Regions from separate parts of the Homo sapiens genome. Here regions 1 and 2 are each linked to region 3. A link is a contact called in ENCODE Hi-C or POLR2A ChIA-PET data. All regions are on one chromosome and are shown on one strand. The core of a region is the stretch at or near the end of the contact, and the rest is flanking DNA. Distances in the headings are between cores, read along the strand shown. Region 1 holds the start of RNF38 (ring finger protein 38). Region 2 holds the start of ZBTB5 (zinc finger and BTB domain containing 5). Region 3 holds the start of NFX1 (nuclear transcription factor, X-box binding 1).

Evidence for each region. Hi-C counts contacts between places; a loop is a spot of excess contacts on that map. ChIA-PET counts read pairs that join two places held with the same protein, here RNA polymerase II (POLR2A). Pooled maps may share reads with other maps.
Region 1: a map of CD4-positive, alpha-beta T cell shows a loop between it and region 3 (12-fold over the local background). The contact joins the promoter of RNF38 here to the promoter of NFX1 in region 3. A Hi-C loop is called at or near these places in 2 of 168 maps with a recorded cell type or tissue (CD4-positive, alpha-beta T cell and naive thymus-derived CD4-positive, alpha-beta T cell) and 8 of 50 pooled maps.
Region 2: a loop to region 3 is called in a pooled map, with 14 times the contacts of the local background. The contact joins the promoter of ZBTB5 here to the promoter of NFX1 in region 3. A Hi-C loop is called at or near these places in 7 of 50 pooled maps. POLR2A ChIA-PET finds 5 or more read pairs at or near these places in 2 of 52 experiments (A673 and B cell).

Annotation. Positions count from the first base shown.
Region 1 is chr9:36,398,455-36,401,718 of GRCh38, reverse strand. It overlaps RNF38 (ring finger protein 38), which reads left to right and starts at 1,450. Exons shown (of 12, transcript NM_022781.5): 1 at 1,450-1,622. The coding sequence starts at 1,611. It overlaps LOC124902152 (a long non-coding RNA gene), which reads left to right. Exons shown (of 2, transcript XR_007061475.1): 2 at 134-254. RefSeq lists silencers at 391-850, 881-1,210 and an enhancer at 1,421-1,490.
Region 2 is chr9:37,463,725-37,466,771 of GRCh38, reverse strand. It overlaps ZBTB5 (zinc finger and BTB domain containing 5), which reads left to right and starts at 1,322. Exons shown (of 2, transcript NM_014872.3): 1 at 1,322-1,557. RefSeq lists enhancers at 1-342, 343-1,028, 1,029-1,714, 1,715-2,400 and a silencer at 1,395-1,494.
Region 3 is chr9:33,289,131-33,292,473 of GRCh38, reverse strand. It overlaps NFX1 (nuclear transcription factor, X-box binding 1), which reads right to left and starts at 1,958. Exons shown (of 24, transcript NM_002504.6): 1 at 1,877-1,958. The coding sequence starts at 1,901. It also overlaps the pseudogene LOC100862682. RefSeq lists enhancers at 1,683-1,732, 714-1,913, 1,883-1,932, 1,943-2,362, 3,068-3,343.

The DNA.
Region 1 (3,264 bases), core at 201-2,700, 3.1 Mb before region 3:
TGATACCACTTTACTATTTTTTCCTTGTATGGATTGTGCTTTTGTGGAAATTTTTATTTTCTCTCTTGTATCGTGATTATCAGGACAGGAGCCAAGCCGGCTTCAATCTTTGTTCTTATTTCCCCTCCCCAAGCGACATCTGAGCAACTGTCACACTTAAGGAAGCCTCGGACAAGTTGGGTTCGAACCTGTTGGCTTGCTGCATTGAGAGACACCTTTGTGTACTGCAATAAAAATTCTTACTTTTCGGGCCACGTGAATGCATTTATGCTGTAAGAACTACGTGAGGTCAGTTACTGTTTGATTGCGGAGTTTTGTAGGTAGGAGGCACGGAACAGTAGCAACAATTTACTAAGAGAAAATCTATAGGAATTGGAACAGGGCCCTGCGGTCCGCAGGGCAGCGGGGGGCGGGCTGGGGCGGGGCTGCGCAGTGGTGCTGCGCGCGGAGCTCTGTTGCCGGAACTGGTCCGAGTCGTGCGCCGGGCCGCGCGCAGCCCCGCCCCGCCCCGCCCCGCCCCCTTCCCCCTCGGGGTGGAAACAAAGGGGGTTCGGCGCGCGGTGCGGAGCCTGGGGGAAAAGGGAGGAGCGCTCCGGTGGTCTGGCGCGCTGGGCTCGCTAGGTTTGTGCTGGCGAGGGGACGGGGTGGGACGGGCGACCCGGACCCAAGAAGTGGGAGGACCGCGCGTGTCGCGGCCTAGCGGCGAGGGGAGTCGCCTGCGCGCGCAGCGGAGGCCAGTGCGCCGGCGCATAGGGAGCCCGGGTCTGTGATCGCCGAGGCGGGGTGAGGCGGGGTGCGGCGGGGCGCGGCGGGGCGGGGAGGGGCGTGGCCGGGCCGGGCCCCTAGTGCGGTGTTGCGGGACGGGGCCGAGGCCCGGTCGGTTGGGGCGTGGGGGCGGAGAGGATGGAGCCTCCGAGGCGTTAGGCGACTCTGTCATCTCTGGGCGTGCAGCCGTCGTTTCCTGGCGCGGCCCGTGTGATGGTGCCGGGAGGAAGGAAGCGCAGTGACAGTGCCTAAGTTGGAGCCGGGGTTCCGGGGGTGAGGAGGCCCGCGGACGGCGGATCTGGCGAGCTGGCCGCGGGCTGGGCGAGCAGTCACAATAGGAGGCGGCGGCCCAGCGAGGATCCGCGGGAGCTGCCCGGCAGGGCGGAGCCTCCCCTCGCAGGTACTGGCCGCCGCGGCCGTTGGCTGCAGCGCGAGGGCGGGACGGGCTGCGGGCCGTTGAGAGCCTGCGGGGCCGCGCCCGAGTCTTGGGCTAAGGTTTGCCTCGGCCGCCCGGCGCTCTTTGTTCCCGCGGTGGCGAGGAGGCGCGGTCTCAGCTCGCGGAGCCGCCGGCCCGCTGCCCGGCAGATGGCCTCGCTCTCTCGCTCCCTCCCTTTTTGCCGAGACGCAGGTGAAATGATGTCACCCAGGAGAACGCGGAACCCGGTCGAAAGGGTCCTCTCTGGCGTCCTTCTGCTTCCGTGGGTTTCTGGATAGGCTGCGTTTTGTTCTCAGGGGATGCAAGTTCTTCCTTTCAGGGTTGAAGCGTGAGAGAGGTTGGTTTTTGAAACGGGAGTGTTTCAGGTTATTGAGGTCCAAAAAGAAATAAAGTTTTTGTTTACGTCTGTATGGCTTGTAAGGTAAAGTATTTTTCTTTGTGTTGCAAAAATGATATATGCTATTATTCAGTAAAAGTTGGGTATGCTAATTCTACCGTAAGTAGAAACACACACATGTAATTATTGCCACCATTATATGAATTGCCATTTCTTTTTTCTTAAGCGGTGGACTTAACGTATGAAAACTTAAATGTATACAAAGCTCATAATACAGTTGTTACCTTAGAGTTGCAAGTCTGCTGTATTCTGTTTGGCCTTGATTGCGAGTGTTGTTATACTTGAAAATTTACCGTAAATTTTTTTCAATAGCAAACAAACCTTGTATGTAGGCTTTAAAAAAAATTCCCTTTTATAGGGACAGTTGGAATCGAAGTAAAATTGTTCCTATCTTCAGGGAACACCGTCTAATGGAAGAAATAGAACTTTTGTAGAGATAATACGAAACCACATACATATAGATGTCAGATCAGGTGTGGGAAGCTGGGACACACTTGGAATAAAAAGATGAAATTTCTGACTGGAAGTTTACCTGGGAATTGTGTCACTTCAGATACTCCTTTCTCTGGGGTTTATAAATATATATTTATAATATATTTATTTATAATATGGTATTATATAATATATTATATATATTTATAATATGGTATATTTCACCTTTTGCAAACCTGCTAATCATACATTGTTCATTCAATTTTAAGTTGATTTTTATGATATTTCTGTAAGACTTATTTCTAAGAGATTTGAAGGCCTTAGCGCCTATAGTTGAATAAGTTCTGCCACAGACTCGTCATGTGGGCCTCAGGCTCTCATCTGTAAAATATAAAAAAAGTTGGACTTAAATAATCTGTGGGTTTTCCACCTCTGACTTCGTCTGTGATTCTAGAAGGTAGTTCGTATTTCCATACTTGTTGGGCTTTATATGCCCATCTTGTTTTTATAGTTAAATTGTCAAGTATTACTCTGGGTGAATATTGAGGAGAATTTTCTCTACTAAAATAACCTAATTTTTGATGAAGAGTAAACAAGATGGCATAGTCAGACATAACTGACTGTTAGCATCATAATGTAGAGTGTAGATCTGTTGTCTCTCTGCCAACAGCATTGGATGAGGCTTTTAATTCATGTTACATTCCTAGGCTGTTTCTGTTTGTGCTCACTTTCTTTTTTTGAGGCTGTGAGTGGAAAGTGTGGGTGAGAAATTCTTATGATAAAAGTTTCTGAAATGATTAGGTACTTGCTCAGTATGGAAAGATTATTGGTCAAGATTATGTCTTCTAGTTTATTCCACCTATTTCTCTGTACTACCTCTAGTTTGGTTTAGGCCACCACCATTTTGTAATTCATCTTGCTGGAAAGGTAGTTCTTAATTAGTCTTGATTGTTGCGTTGTGTTTGTTTTGGTTTTCCTGCTAAGAAAACATGTCAGACAGTTTTCACTTCCATTTTACTCTACTTAACTCACAGCCTTTTCTCTGGAAAGAGCGAACAGATTGTAAACATGGATTTGAACAGTATAGTTCTTGTCTAGTTCATCAGCAAACGTTAATTAATACGACGTTATCTAGAGGAGATAAAGCATTAATACTTGAACTCTATATAGTAAATTAATGAGAGAAATTTAGAATAAACAGATGAAGAAGAGGGGTCATGTACACAGTCTCTTC
Region 2 (3,047 bases), core at 73-2,572, 4.2 Mb before region 3:
TTGTACTTTTAGTAGAGACAGGGTTTCACCATGTTGGCCAGGCTGGTCTCGAACTCCTGATCTCGGGCGATCTGCCCGCCTCAGCCTTCCCAATTGCTGCGATTATAGGCGTGAGCCATCGCGCCCGGCTGGGAGTTCCATTTTTCTGGGAGCTCCTCCAAGACCCTTACCCCCACCCCCAGAAGAACCCAGCTGAGTTCGCGGGCCTGCCTTTGTCTCCAGAGCCACGCAGCGCTCCCAGACACGCTGCGCCGGAGAAGGCAGCTTTCTTCTGCCGTCCTCACCCTAGGAAAGGGGGTTTCTTCCCTGGCCCCAGTGTCCGATGCTCAGGGATCGGGTTCTCCCTCCGAGGGTGCACCTGGAAACCCGAGCGTCGCCCCGGGGCTCGCTTTTTTCAGACCGCGTCCCATACAAGTCCGCGACCCTTCCACGTTTGGGACAGGAGTGGGAGAGCTTAGCGCTTCCTATTTTTTTGTGGGGGGAGTGCAGGTGATTATAAATCTGGGCATGCAGACTACAGGCTTATTTGACCTGCAGCCGAGTGCGGGGCCAAGCGCCGGGCTCCTGGGGCGCCACCGTTTCCAGACGCGCAGCCACCCGGACTGGACGAGGGGCGGGGTCCGACCTAACTGCCATCCGATGGACAGCGTTTTTTATTCGCGGTTTTCACCCTGGACTTTGGCTTAGTTAAACCTAAAGAGCTTTTTGGAATCTTATCTTTCCCAACGTCTATGAAGTGGGAACTCAATCTCCAGCCCTCTACGTGTGTGTGTGTGTGTGTGTTCAGCGAAGGGAATTCACCCCGGAGAAGAGCCCTGGGTCACTAAAGCGCCGGGCACCACGAGGGTGGAAAAATCCTTCAGAACCAGCCAATGGCGGTACGGCCTGCCCTGAGGGCCCGCCTCTCCGGCGCCCTCAGACATCACGCAGTCGTTGTTGTGATTGGCGGATTTAGGCGGAAAGCCCGCTAGCCTAAACCACAGAGGGTTTTGATTGGTTGCAGCGAACAGCCGCATTTCTATAGTCCAAACCTGGAGCAGTTTAGTGATAAATCCCGCCCTAAAAGGCATTTGATAACCGTTTTACATGTTGTAAGGCAAAGGGTGATTGGTCAGAGAGCTCACGGATTCAGTCGGTAGTAAACACAACCAGACTTCAGGGACCGTGGATTGGTCAGTTTTTCCGGGGGCTAAGTAAATTCCTCCAGGTTCCGCGCGCCGGCTGGCTGCACTCCTACCCCGGCCCCGCCCTTCCCATTGCTGATTGGTTGCAGCCCAACTGGGAGAGGCGGAATGGGGCGGAGTAGGCGCTCTTGCATTACGTCACTTCCGCTTATCCTCGGGCGCCGCCGCCGTGTTCTCAGAGTGCTGCGGCGAACTGGCTGGAGGAGCTAGGGGACTAGAGGCGGGGTGGGAGGGGGGCGGGTGGAAGGGGGAGGAAGTCCCGTAACGGAGACGCTGGTCAGGACGTTCCCACCTCCTCTGACACTGCCGAGTCCGATCGGAGAGGGGTCACCGCCTCCTTCAGCGAGGAGGAGGGGGGCGGAGCCCGACTCAGGTGAGGAGACCCCGTCAGCGAGTATCGTGATGGCGGGCGCGCTCACGTGGGGAAGGTTGAGCACCAGGGGCGCGCCAAGGCGTCGGGGAGCGCGCAGACGTGTACTGGTGCCCCCGGACTACTCTGGCTGTCTTTCGGAGGGGAGCATTGTTACCGTTGGAGCCAAGGGGCCAGGCGGGTTCTTCTGCGCAGGCGTCCCCGGTGTCCCGACGCCAGGCTGTCTGCGGGGTGGGGCGGGGGCTGGTACTCCTGTGGATCCCCGGCTGGCGACGTAGGTTCCCGAATGGGGTGGGAAAGGCCTCAGGACCAGCGGCCTGGCGGGATGAAGAGAGGATCTGCTGCCCTGCGGGATGTGGTCGGACGGCTCCCTTGCCCCCATCCTGGGTCTTGAGCGACGAGGTTTCATTTCACCAGAGCAAGGCCATAGGCAGACTGCCATCGGGAGCCAGCGGCCGACCCTGGAGGGGTGGAGCCAGTGTTTCGGAATGCCCCAACTTGTTATGAGAGGACTGAAGTGTTTAATAGGCATTTATTGAATGCCCACTACTCCCAGGCTTCGTGCGAGGAGCTGTGGGGGATGCGGTGGTAAGACACTGCCGTCCCATCTTCTCCTGTTTGGAGGACAGATTTGTATGTAAATAATAAAAGGCAGTGAATTAAGGGGTGTTGAAGGTTAGTTTTTTCCTTTCATAATGGTCATTTTTTTTTAAGTCAGTCAGCATTCTGGCATAGTGAAGGATATTGTGGAAACTAATTTTCTGAACAGAAGGCAAATCCTAAATAATTTGGAGGAAAAATTTTAGGTGAAAGCACAGTAAAGTTGATTACTAAGTAGTATCTTCTGACTCTAGTTAACTTGAATTAATAGAAGGAACTCTTCACCTTCAAAAATTGAAGCAAAAATATTCCAAAACATGTTCTCATATTTTTCACTTGTATTAAGTAGAGGACATTACGGGCTTTTCTTTAGAGGTTGAAGAGAATGCTGTGCCTTAGTCATTAAGTCATTGGTAATTTGTTGTCCTAGTATGGGCTGTTGTGCTTAGATGTAAAAGGCTGGGCAGAACTTGCTTTTCATTTGCCTAAACTCTTGTGATTTCTGTGGGGACGGTGGTTGGCAGTAAGCTAATAGTTCAGAGGGAAAAGTCCAGATGGGAAGAAGACAAGGAATTTTAGAGAAAAGCCCCTAAGCCAAAGGAAACCGTTCACTCTTCCTTTTAACCCTTATGGAAATCTCATCAAATTTGGGAAGATTGACCTGGCCACCACAGCCAGCTTGGTGACCTTACAGGTAAGACTACTTGGGTGGGGACCTGTTTTGGGCCCTTGGGTTTTGCTGAATAAACAGACTCTTTTTTTGAAGAGTCCTGAAGTCAACTCGTTTACTAGAGATTTGCCCCTTTTCCCTAAAAGTTGTGTCAAAACATAACTTTTAGTTAGCTGAGGATGCTGGCAAGCTGGATTTTGGTTAATTGATATGTCTCTAGCAG
Region 3 (3,343 bases), core at 709-3,208:
GCAGCACAGTAGGTGTCCAACAGGTGGGAAAGGCAGACTAAAGGGAAATCCAACTGGCAGATTACAAAGTCCAGAGACAAGGCTGGCATTGCAGAGTCTGCTCACCGGCAGAAAAGTATCCTCTGCACTGGGCTTCTGTTTAAAGACTTTGATGATGAGGGTGTGGGCTAAAGATGATGCTAAAATACGAACATGGAATGGGAACTAAAGCAAAATCAAACTAAAGCACATGAAAAGGAGTAAGGAGGTCTTTGGACTAGAAGATTTTGCCTCATTAGATACTTTCTGGGTTGGAGGTAATAACTTGGGCACAACACCAAAGTTCAACACGAAGACTCACAACTAGGCCCCACCGAATTCTTCTTCAAACACTGAAGGGTACAGAAATGAGTCAGAAACGAGCCTGTGGATGAGACGATCAATAGATCCAGTTTAGAGAATCTGGTGAAGGACTAGGTGAGGAGAATAACAAAATACCCAGCCCAAAAAGTTTTCCAACCCCAAGGAAGACTTAATATCCACATCAAGACTAGGGTACACCAATGCAGTGTGTTTTCCAACTTTTTTTTTTGAGACGAAGTCACACTCTGTCGCCCAGGCTGGAGTGCAGTGGCACGATCTTGGCTCACTGCAACTTCCGCCTCCAGGGTTCAAGCAATTCTCTTGCCTCAGCCTCCGGAGTAGCTGGGACTACAGGCGCGTGCCACCATGCCCAGCTAATTTTTTGTATTTTTAGTAGAGACGGGGTTTCACCGTGTTAGCCAGGATGGTCTCGATCTCCTGACCTCGTGATCCGTCCACCTCGGCCTCCCAAAGTGCTAGGATTACAGGCGTGAGCCACCACGCCCGGCCCTAACTTTTTAAACTAAGAACCATAGTAATAAATACATTTTACCTGCCACCCAGTATACAAATACATATATGGTCTTCTTGGTGCCCCAACGGCTGGTCAGGGACAGAGCTGAGATTCAAACCAATGGTTTCCAAACTCCATTCTGCAAACTGCTGCCCTGTTTTCCAGAGTGGGCCATAAAATCAAATGAAGGCAGTGGGCTGTGACATATTTTTAAACGAAACAGAAAACAGAATATATTGCTGATTGTAAAACAAACCAACCAACCTCACTGCTTCCAGAAACTTCTGGTTCGCTTTTATATTTATGTAAGTGTACAATATTTAAGGTCGCGATGCAAAATGTTTCTTTTGGTTGCTGTCCAACACATTTGGAAAACACTGATCTATGGAACACCCTGAGGAAATGGATGTTATATCAACGAACAAATGAGGCTGTCTCTACACACTGAGGCAACTCCAGGAGGGGGAGTGAGTGAACAATTACAGAATAGGTACAGTACAGGGCGGGAGCCATCACAGGAATTAACTTATCTACTCCCAACTGACAGATGAGGAGACTGAGACTGAGTCACACGGGGTTCGCAGCAGGCTGAGACTCTAAACTACTGGAATTCGGCTCGCGCCCACGCCACCACTCCAGGCGGTATGAGCACACCACACCCTACACGTCAAGAGCCCGCCACCGTCACTGGCTGTGACCTGGCCGACGCCCGCCTGTCGAAGGTCAGTGCGCCGCTGCCCCAGAAACAGCCTGTGGGAAGGCAGGGCACCCACATCGACTCGCAGCGCCGGGACAAGTCCTCTCTCCTCCGAAACCCAGCTACTGGGCTTCACCATCTAGTCCAAGAAGACACAGATCTTCGTACGCACGATGCGCGGGGCTTGGCCCTTCCGAGCCACTATCCTACGCCCTAGCATGTGCTACTCTCGCGATATGAGTGGCTGAGGCCCTAGAACTTCGTCACTGACCCAATTTCCGCTCCCTGAAAGGGGCCCAGTCCCGCTCGGGCCGGGACAATACCTGAGACAGGAGGCGCCTCCGCCATCCCGTGCCGCAGAACCTAGATCGAGCTGTACAGCCAAGTCAGCACTGTCACCAGGTCACGTGCCCCGGACTTCCGGCGCCGCGAGAATATTCGCATCTGCGCGCCGTGTAGACGGCCACAGAGGTTGCGCAGCCCGAATCTGTGTGGCGCGTTCGTGACGTCAGATAGACGCGCCAGGTGTCGGGCGGGAGGAGGAGACTAGTAGCTGGATGGAAATAGCAACAATCGCAGGAGGGAGGGCGGCGACTTGCGTAATCATTGTGGTTTTCCTTTTTTTATTTTTTGATATAGGGTCTTGCTGCCTTACCCAGGCTTGAGTGCAGTGGTCTGATCATGGCTCACTATAGCTTCAGTCTCTAATCCTCCCGCCTCAGCCTTCCGGTAGCTGGAACTACAGGCGGAGCCACCATGCGCAGCTATTTTTAGTAGAGACGGGTTTCGCCATGTTGCCCAGGCTAGTCTCTCCAACTCCTGGCCTCAAGCGATCCTGCCGCTTTGGCCTCCTAAAGTGCTTGGCTTACAGGCGAGCCACCACGCCTGGCTCCAGACTTTTTTTTTTTTTTTTTTTTTTACAAAGGCGTTTATTCTCATCAGTATCACCGATATTCTCATGGTTCACATTTGCCAACGCCGCTCCTCTCCTTACAGTAGTTAAATGTGCAATCTCACTTGGGGGCCCAGGGAGGGGTGGGGGCTCGGCCCAGGGTGGGGAGGGCGTTGGCACTTCACGTGGACAGGGTGGGCAGCCTGTCCTGCGTGAAAGAGGTGTGGGTGAGTGGGCGGCCAGGGAAGGGGAGTTGGCAGGGGAGGGCCCCGCAGTCTTTTTTTCTTTGGTGGTTGGTGATTCTCCATTCAGATTCCTTCCTGGCTTCCCAGGGTAGGGGAACCATGCAGCTCAGGGCAGGGCAGGGGAGGAAGAGAAGGAAAAAGCAGCAGGCCGCCCGGGGGGAAAGGTGGAGGGTGAACGGCAGGGCAAGGGGGAACGGGTGGCTCCTGAGGTAAGGCACAACCCTGTCTTTGGCTTTCCTGGTGAGGAGTTTCCTCCCCTGCACCCCCTGCCCGACGCTTCTCCCCACCCCCCCACCCCCCAGACCCACACACAGTCCCAGGAGCCAGGGGGCACCACCTCCTGGGGTCCCTGAAACAAGTGGGCTCTGCCACCCAAGCCAGTGCCGCAGGGGCTCGAGGAGGGACACCCGAGGAAAAGGCAGAGAGGGGCAGGCAGGGGCCTACCCAGGACAAGGGGGTGGGGGTGAGAAGACCCTAGGCCCAGGAGCTGGGCCCCCCGCCCCAACTAAGTCCTGGAAGTGGGGGAGCACCTGCTTCCTTTCGGGGGTCTGGCTGGAGCCCCGGTCTGCCCCTTGGCCTCCGTCAGGCCCAGCCACTTGCCAAGTGACCAGGGCATTGTGCTTTGGGGTAAACGCTGGGGTGGGGTGGCAGGC